Linked DNA regions of Homo sapiens: all the other regions are linked to region 3. A link is a contact called in ENCODE Hi-C or POLR2A ChIA-PET data. All regions are on one chromosome and are shown on one strand. Each heading gives the region's core, a stretch centred on a gene start or an enhancer-like site at or near the end of the contact. The rest is flanking DNA. Distances are from core to core; before and after follow the strand shown. Region 1 overlaps ADAMTSL1 (ADAMTS like 1). Region 2 overlaps ADAMTSL1 (ADAMTS like 1). Region 3 overlaps ADAMTSL1 (ADAMTS like 1).

Region 1 (2,802 bases), core at 203-2,702, 150 kb before region 3:
CTCTGACACAGCTGTGAATCACGCAGAACATCCACATATGACAAGATTTTAAAATGAATATAAAATATTCTATATAGAAAGTTGTGTGATATACATATAGATAGATATTTTTTAAAGAATACTTTTAGGTACAGTCCTTGGGAAGAATTTTCTTGAGAAAAGACATTTGCAACCCATATCTGTGAAATGACAGAATTTATGATTCCCATGGAAATTTTGTTCATTGAATGGAGAAATGGGTTATCTGGTATCTGAAGCAGATCATTTAGAATTGTTGATTAATAAGCTAGAAATATGTCCTGAAGACTGGCATCATGGTTCAGTCAACAAAGCCAGAATAGATTAGGGCAGATGCACTCAATCGTAAAACAGTGTGCCTTTGTAGGAAAGGGCACCCAGAGGAATGTGCAGCACGGTGGGAGAGGATGTGGCCCCTGCCTCGCCAGCTATACTAATGGCATTAATCACCAAGGAGGCAGGTGTTGCCACCAGATTGCTCTCACATCCTAAGAGATCTTAAACACCACTCTGTGCACAATATTGTAATAGATGCCAAGTAGAAGCATCTTCCAATCCATCCCAAATCATTGAGGATTTATCAGAAAGTGAGACAATTATTAATACATAAACAACTCAAAAGTGGCTTTTTATGAACATGCAGAAAATGAAATTTTTAATTGTTTTCCCTATTTTGTTTTTTGTTAAATTAAGAGTACTGTTCCTTAAAGTATGTCCTAAGATATATCAGCTGATTTTAACAGATGACACATAAGAAAAAGTTTTTATGGATAAACATCTTAGGTATACACGGGGTTAAATAGAGTGAAATGGGTTTCTTTGGTGCAGTGCTCCTAAAAAAATGAATGAATATGCTTTGGGAATTTCATCTGTGGGGTGTAGTATTTTGTATTTCCCCCATATTTTATCTTAGATCCCTTTTTCAGGACCATCTCGTGGGGCTAGTGCTTTGTTTATCTTCTTTGTCACTGAATCCCTAGTACCTAGCATGGAGCCTGACACTAAAAGACACTCAAAAAATACTTGTGGAATAAAGTAATGAATTTGCAGATCGTTTAATGTCTGGCCAGGGGTCCATCAGCCCTTTTCAGAATAATATATAAGAGAAGGCTGTGGCTCTTCCTACTTCTGTGCCATGTGCTGCCAACTGCTAGAGTTTGTACCAGCCTGACTTGCTTCATTTCTCTTTGACTAGGTGAGTGCAAGGGGCATCAGGAAATACTATTTCACCTGGTCTACTTTCTCCATATACCCTCTTCCTCAACAACTTTCTAGGAGGTTCTTCTCCTCTCTTTTTTGGGGGTGCATGCTAATGTTACCACACCCTGTCTTCTTTAGGGAACATACAGATATTACAGCATCAGCCAAGAGCTAGGGTATTAATGTTCCAGTTTATGGAATGTGAGTCACTTCCCAGCAGAGCAAGAGGGAGGCTGCATGAGCTGTGTGTGGGTCAGAAGACTGCTGCTGAGCATGGCAGGGCCAAACAGAAAGCTTTCCTTTTACTTGCACTTTATTTGAACTGTGGGTAAACAAAGACTTTCTATTTCTAGAAAGTCCCATTGTTTTAACTGCTTTGAGTTTCTTTTGCAAACTTAAAAAGTCATGTCTTTATGCAAGGCGTTTAAAGCTCTGTAGGCCCAGTCTCGGCCGGGTGTGGTGGCTCACTCCAGTAATCCCAGCATTTTGGGAGGCCGAGGTGGGTGGATCACAAGGTCAGGAGTTCAAGACCTGCCTGGCCAAGATGGTGAAACCCCGTCTCTACTAAAAATACAAAAATTAGCCGGGCTGCAGTGGCAGAAGTCTGTAATCCCAGCTACTTGAGGCTGAGGCAGGAGAATCACTTGAACCCAGGGGGCGGAGGTTGCAGTGAGTCAAGATCACAATCATGCTACTGCACTCTAGCCTGGGTAACAAAGTGAGACTCCATCTCAAAAAACAAACAAACCAAAGAAGCTCTGTAGGCCTAATCTTAACTTTTTTTTTTTTTTTTTTGGTTCCTTTTCTATATTCCCCTTACACTTTTTTCTGTTGTTGTTCTTATATACCACAAATTCTTAGCTCTCTGAAATTCAACAATGTATGACATTAAAAACAGCTATAAGATTTTGTCATGAGTGGAATATTCAACTTTGTAGAGAACTCGATAATGTAACCTCTCCAGGGAAGGAATTGGGAGCATATGATTCTTTTTTCTCATTCAACAGATAATGTGCTAGGGGCCTTGGAGAGTTGAAACACTATTTAAAAAAAAAATAGTTTTTCAATCCCTGTCCTTTAAGAGATTTGGGGTAGAGAGAGGAAAATAATGTTTACAGAATACTTACTGTGTTCCAGGCTATACATCCCTATATCTAGATTCATGTCTATATTTATATCTAGTCACGACAATAGTATAAGGCAAGTTTTGTTTTCCCTGTTTTACAAATGAGGAAACTGAAGATCAGAGAAGTCAGGTAACTTCTGAGATTCACTAATTTAAACTAAATTCTCCTAAAGATAGGATGATAATATTAAGGTTCAGAGAAATTGAGTAACAATTGGGATTATCTTATTTAACCTAAATCCTTCCAATGATAGGATAATTATGTACACTGTTAAAAAAAAATATGTCTGAACAGGCCAGGTGCAGTGGCTTACCCATGCAATCCCAGCACTTTGGGAGGCCGAGGCAGGTGGATCTCTTCAGTTCAGGAGTTCAAGACAAGCGTGGGCAACATGGCAAAACCACATCTCTACAAAATTACAAAAACCATCTGGGCGTAGTGGTGTGCACCTGCAGTC
Region 2 (2,754 bases), core at 153-2,652, 180 kb before region 3:
ATATAACATTTTATCCATTTGGCATCTATGGACACTTGGGTTGTTTCCCCCTTTTGGCTATTGTGAATTATGCTGCTGTGAACATAGGCACACAAGTGTATGTTCAAGTCCTTGTCTGCAATTCTTGTAGGTAGATAGGCGCAAAAGTAGCATTACAGAATCACGTGGTAATTGCATGTTTAATTTTTTTAGGAACAGCCATACTGTTTTCTGCAGGGCTGCACCATTTTACATTCCCACCAGTTCTGCCTCCTACTCATGCCTACTCTTAGTTTATGAAGCCCTCTAGAGCATAGCTGCTGCAACTTTTGAGTCTTTTACCCTTTAACAGCTAGGACAATACCATTCCCATAAAGAGTGTTGATTAAAAGACATGCTCACTGTAGTGGAGATCATGATACTAAAATTACTTCAGCTTCTCCAGGAGATTTACAAATGTTCGGCCATGGAACTCCTCTCACTTGTATTCTTCCCTACCTTTTTTCCCTCTTCTGCTCCCAAGCTCAGAAAATAACCATGAAAATAGTGAGATGCCTCTCTGCAGGAAAAAAATAAAAGTGTAACTGTGCCTCTTTGCATACCAATGGGGTATTTCAGAGAGTGGCAACCTGTTTATCTATGCAGTTGTTGATTTATGATCGCCAGTACATGTTTGGCAGGCTGAATCCACATCTGCAATTTAAATGACTGCTTACAAAATGAGCCTTTTTTCCCTAATATCCAATTAGGACCAAGCGCTGGCATTGTAGATGAAAAAGCGGTTATGTTGAAAACAGTTCTAATCCCAATTGCAAAAGAAGTTATCACTGGTGGAACTATCAGAAAAACACTTGCTTCAGGCATGCAATCTTGACAGTCTACACATTTTAAGGCAAGAGCATGTTTGTACTCAGCAATGGGTTCTGCACTCCACCTTGGGAAAGAAGAACAGAAAAGACAGCCTGCTTTTGGTGTAGGCCCAGAGACAGCATCAGGCCTCAGATGAGTTTCCCACGTAACTCTTCCTATATCCCTCATTTTGTAACTGCATCACCCCGGTACTATAATCTTGAACACTTTTGGTGCTAAAGCTGCCAATTTTCCTGATTTTGTGTAATTTTTTGAGGTTCACAAATAGAAACAAGTGTACAAATATTCCATTCACATGCTTTCTAAATGTTTTTATTTTACCTTTGACTGAAAGGGGTCAAAGCTGAGTATAAAGGTGCTTTGATATTGGAACACACTCTCCTTGCGTCACGCTTGACCCAGGCTGGGTGGTGGAAGCAGAGGTAGGTGCTACTTGTGTGAACTGTGTGTTCAAGTCAGCATGCTCTGGAATTGATAGTGTGTCATTCTGGGCTTTCTACCCCTTTCTGACACTGCGTGGTACAAACCAAAAGTTCACATTGGGGTCATGATTGCTGGCTTTTGGCAGGGCTTGGCGAGAAGGTCTCTGCAGGGTTAGGCCGCCCAGATGCGAGCTGTTTGGGCTGAGTTCAGTTTGTTTCCATTTGCTCCCTCTCCCTCCTCCCCTCTCCTCAGTCATGCCAACTGCTACTGGAGATGTTTTTCCTCTGTTTAAGGTAATAACCGAGTCAATGCTGAAGCCAAGCTATAGGCAAGCATTGAAAATAAATTTTCAAGGGGGTTGTTTTCATATTATTAGGAAAAGCCTTGGAATCTTTTTGAAAGTTTTTGTTTCCTGAGAAACTGCCCTTTGGGAATATCTTTGTTTTTTGAGTGCCTTTAGCTTGGTGCTGAGAAATAAACTTAGGAAATATGATTGAGATGTAGTGGGCTAGGTTTTTAAACAAAATGCTCTAAACATTCCCTCAAAAACCATTTCTCTAAACAGAGCGCTCGCATGAGTAGCTGATTAGTACATGTGGTGCTGCCTGACCTCTTGAGGATACACACTGTTTGCTTGAAAGTCCCCTGGTATATTAGGTGACCTAGTGTAATAGGAATGACATTTTTTAAAGAGACTAAATCCCAATTCTGTCATTTTCTAGATAGGTGATATAGGCAGTTGCTTTGGTTTTGTCACCTGTTCAGTTGCAGAGTTTGTTTTACAGGCTTCACGAACTCTGTAAAACACCTGACAGGACTTGATCCACACACCGTACTTCATAAACACCACAATTCCTTCCCCCCCAGTTTTCTTATTTATTGCCTCTTCTCGGCCTCAAGTTTGGTAAGTGAGAACCATCCGCTGCTGCAGTCTATAATTTCCTAATGTAATTTCCCACTCTTCAGAATAATTGTGGCTCACAGTATTTATTTTCTCCCTTCCTGCCAACTGAGATACAACCTCCATTCACTTGCCCTAAGACAAAAGGTTTTGTGGCTTCCAGCTGTGAAGACCAGATCTCACTGAGACAAACAACTGCTGTTATCTTAGGGAAAAAGACAAACCAGCCAACAATGAGCAATCCATGTAAGCCTTGCTCTTAACACACTCATTAAAAAGAATTTTGAAATTGAGGTTGGAAATCATCTGACAACTCAATGCCTAAATGTTGTGGGGAGCATGTTCATAAAAATTCTTCTAGTAAGAAATGTGTTCATCTCCCCTTTGATATGTATCCCAGCCTGTGATTCACTGGAACATGCCTGCACCTACAGAATATAGTTCAACTTTCGATTGTAAAATTTTAATGTTGAAAAACAGCCCGAAGTCTAGGTCAACACTCTGCCAAGAATTCACTTGAAACAACTGTTGAAAACCATAAAATTCGTGGTCAAATATGTTTTTCTATCGAATATGGCATT
Region 3 (2,899 bases), core at 185-2,684:
GTCATTCTATATAAACACTGAGCACACATTTGGAGATGAGACTCAGGCAAAAGCTAACTCCAGTCTGCTTTTGGATAGAGTATAACACCCCTAGCCAAAGAACCTGGTAAATTTTCCTTCTCTACATCTAATACCAGGAGGCTTACGTAATATGGACAAATATATGTTCAGTATTCCTACGTCTAAATCCAGTTCTAGAAACAATACCTGGAAGGGCAGTGCTGACTTCCTTGTAGAAGAGCCAGATTCTCCAAAATTGGCACTGCACATTGGATTACCAAATTAGGAAAAATTACTGGATGAGGATTGATCATTCCCCCAAGAAACACCTACATACTGCTGATAGCACCACACTGTCAGGGAAGGCCTTGCTTACCACTTAACACTATTGAACCAGGAGTAACCCAAAATCACAGATTCCTCATAGCTCAGCTGATTTAAGTCTGTAAGCTTTTAAGTAAGACTTTCTTTTCTTTTCAAAAGGAATGCAAGTGAACTTAAAGAATAATATGAAACTAGATGCTTGAAGAAAATACTTATTTCTTCCTGTGGGTGGGAGGTCACTCCCAGGTGATACTCCTACTAACATGGAATCCTAGGGAAATGGCTAAGTCTAAGGAATTTCAGCCTTTTAATCCCTAAGCCTGTTCCCTGTTTTCCTTCTCTTCTGGGCCTAGGTGTTCCCAGCTTATCCTCCCCAACCCCTTCAGCCAGAGGAGCAACCTGATGGCACATCAGTTAACACAAAGGGCAGCCCACGGTGGTAGGAGACAGTAAGGCTGGAATCAGAGCAACTTTGGCACAAATCCCAGTTCTGCCACTTAGTATTGTGAGTCTACTTTTATCTCTCTGAACCTTGGTTTTCTTATTAGTTAAACTAAAATGATACTAGTACAATTAGGCACTTTGATTCTGCCCTTCGGACTAGCAGAAGTGCAAAGAACAGAAATAATGTCTGTAACGTGCCTGACACACAGTGGATACTCATTTGCCAGTATCCAAAATCATTGTCATTTAGACATGGGGCCATTGTATCACACTGTCTTCCAGGACATCTCAAACTAAGAAGCTTCACTCTTATTTGAGGAACATCTAGGTAGTTGTTCAAAGAGTTGGGTTAGCAAGGTTTCTAGGAAAACAGCGTGATGGAGAATTATCAGCCTAAATCCAGGCATCATGAGGGGATGTTGATATTCTACTGACATTCTTTGCTATCATCTCTGAGCTGATAGGAAAGTGAAATCTGTAGCCTCTAAATGATTATATTTCCCAGAAAGTTTTGTACAGTGTTCCAAAGTGGTGCTGAATAGGAGATGAATTAAGGCATATTTGGAAGTCTTTAACTTGGGCAACTCAGAGTATCAGCAGATGGAAACTTCTCAGAATGGAAGTGAAGATCAGATGGGAAATTCCTCCAGGGTCAATTTCAGAACCATAGTTGTGAATAATTCTCTATGTACAAGTCATAAGCACATGAAATGCAGTTTCCAAGTTTGCAGATAATATAAAAACTAGAGGCAGGGAAGATAGGGAAGGAAAAACAAGCCCATTTCAGTTTGGTTTGGCTTGTTTCCCTTATAGAGCTAAAGGAAATGGAGATGACAAATGTTTTTCCCAGTTGAAAAGTGTAAGAATAGCAAGCCAGAGAAAAAGAACCGTCCCAGTAAATACATAAGCCTCACAAAAGAAAAGTATTGAGTGTCAACACAGTGGTCGCAGAAATGACCATCATGAATCATGCAGGTGAAGAGCACTGGAGGATAGTAGACAACCAGTGGCAAACAGACAGTACTAGTGAGGCTTAGAGTCAGGCACTATCTATTCCCTGAAATGCTAGGGGATCTCCAGAGATCCCCCTAGCAGTTAGTTTACTCTTCCTGGAAGAGTGGTCCTAGCACATGGCAGAGTTCCAGAAAAGTGGTTAACTGTTTTAGTATAAATAAGGATGTCACTGAGATAAACCAGAAATGAAAATTTTTCCATGTTATATGCCAGAAGTCAGCAAACTTTTCTAGTAAAGGGCCAAATAGTAAACATTTTAGGATTTGCAGGCATCAGGAGTAAGGAATGACCTTTGACTGTTCTTAAACTGACTATACTCAACTCTGTCATTATAGTGTGAGAGCAGCCATAGATAATACTTTAATCTATATGCTAGTTTTCCAATAAAACTTTATTTATAAAAGCAAGTGGTAATTGGCTGCAGTTTGAGGACCCCTATCCCTAGTGGATAGGAAATCCAGTCAGTCATTTCATGCAGAGGTTTGTAATTTGAAATGAGTTACCCAGCAAGCAGATAAAATACACATATTAGCAAATTCAAGACTCTATGAACTTCTGAAAGAGAAGGAAGTTAAAGGGTCTGGCAAAAAGAAGAAGACCAGGGTTAAGAATGTGTGGTCAGGTGGCCTTTCCCATTCCTAAAATATTTTCTATACTTCCATCTGAGCAATCATGAAGCTTCTGGCATTAAATAACTTTTAGTTGGCAATTACATTAAAAACAGCAAAGGTTAAAAAAAGTTGCCCTAGCCAAATGGTGATATGAAACTCTTCATGAACCTCAAATCTGTTGCCCAAAATTTTTGTACAAAATAAAATTCTCCCTTGCAAGCCTCTGGGCTACTGTAATTTTTGGTTTCAGAAAAATAATCCTGCTCACGGAGGAGATCTCAGAGCATTCCTTTTGCCTCCCGTTTGAAAGTATCTAAAATCCAGAATATTTTTTAGTGATTGTCTATTTCCCTAAGTAACTACAAACCTTGACGTTAATTACCCCCCCGCCCCGCCCCCGCAACCACCGAAAATGAGGCCAAACCATATGCCTGCCAACTAGGCCCCGGTAGATTCCTGGATGCTGTCAGTTTAAGAACAGTCAAAGGTTATTCCTTACTCCTGAT

Evidence for each region. A loop is a pair of places that touch in the nucleus more often than their neighbours do. ChIA-PET counts read pairs that join two places held with the same protein, here RNA polymerase II (POLR2A). Pooled maps may share reads with other maps.
Region 1: a loop to region 3 is called in a map of endothelial cell of umbilical vein, with 2.4 times the contacts of the local background. The contact joins two enhancer-like sites. A Hi-C loop is called at or near these places in 6 of 168 maps with a recorded cell type or tissue (Right ventricle myocardium inferior, endothelial cell of umbilical vein, heart left ventricle and 1 more), 1 of 37 single-sample maps with no recorded cell type and 9 of 50 pooled maps.
Region 2: a loop to region 3 is called in a pooled map, with 2.1 times the contacts of the local background. The contact joins two enhancer-like sites. A Hi-C loop is called at or near these places in 1 of 50 pooled maps. POLR2A ChIA-PET finds 5 or more read pairs at or near these places in 3 of 52 experiments (B cell, CD8-positive, alpha-beta memory T cell and IMR-90).

Annotation. Positions count from the first base shown.
Region 1 is chr9:18,631,644-18,634,445 of GRCh38, forward strand. All of the region lies in intron 5 of ADAMTSL1 (ADAMTS like 1), which reads left to right. Among named protein-coding and RNA genes, the nearest start is that of MIR3152, 60 kb to the left of the region's middle. Within about 2 kb of position 1,453, at least 6 of the 41 ENCODE cell types and tissues checked have a DNase peak (open chromatin) inside an H3K27ac peak, as active enhancers do; they include endothelial cell of umbilical vein, where a contact is called at or near this core.
Region 2 is chr9:18,604,634-18,607,387 of GRCh38, forward strand. The region is part of intron 4 of ADAMTSL1 (ADAMTS like 1); the gene reads left to right. Among named protein-coding and RNA genes, the nearest start is that of MIR3152, 33 kb to the left of the region's middle. RefSeq lists an enhancer at 2,047-2,656. Within about 2 kb of position 1,403, at least 8 of the 41 ENCODE cell types and tissues checked have a DNase peak (open chromatin) inside an H3K27ac peak, as active enhancers do.
Region 3 is chr9:18,785,602-18,788,500 of GRCh38, forward strand. All of the region lies in intron 19 of ADAMTSL1 (ADAMTS like 1), which reads left to right. Among named protein-coding and RNA genes, the nearest start is that of MIR3152, 210 kb to the left of the region's middle. Within about 2 kb of position 1,435, at least 2 of the 41 ENCODE cell types and tissues checked have a DNase peak (open chromatin) inside an H3K27ac peak, as active enhancers do; they include endothelial cell of umbilical vein, where a contact is called at or near this core.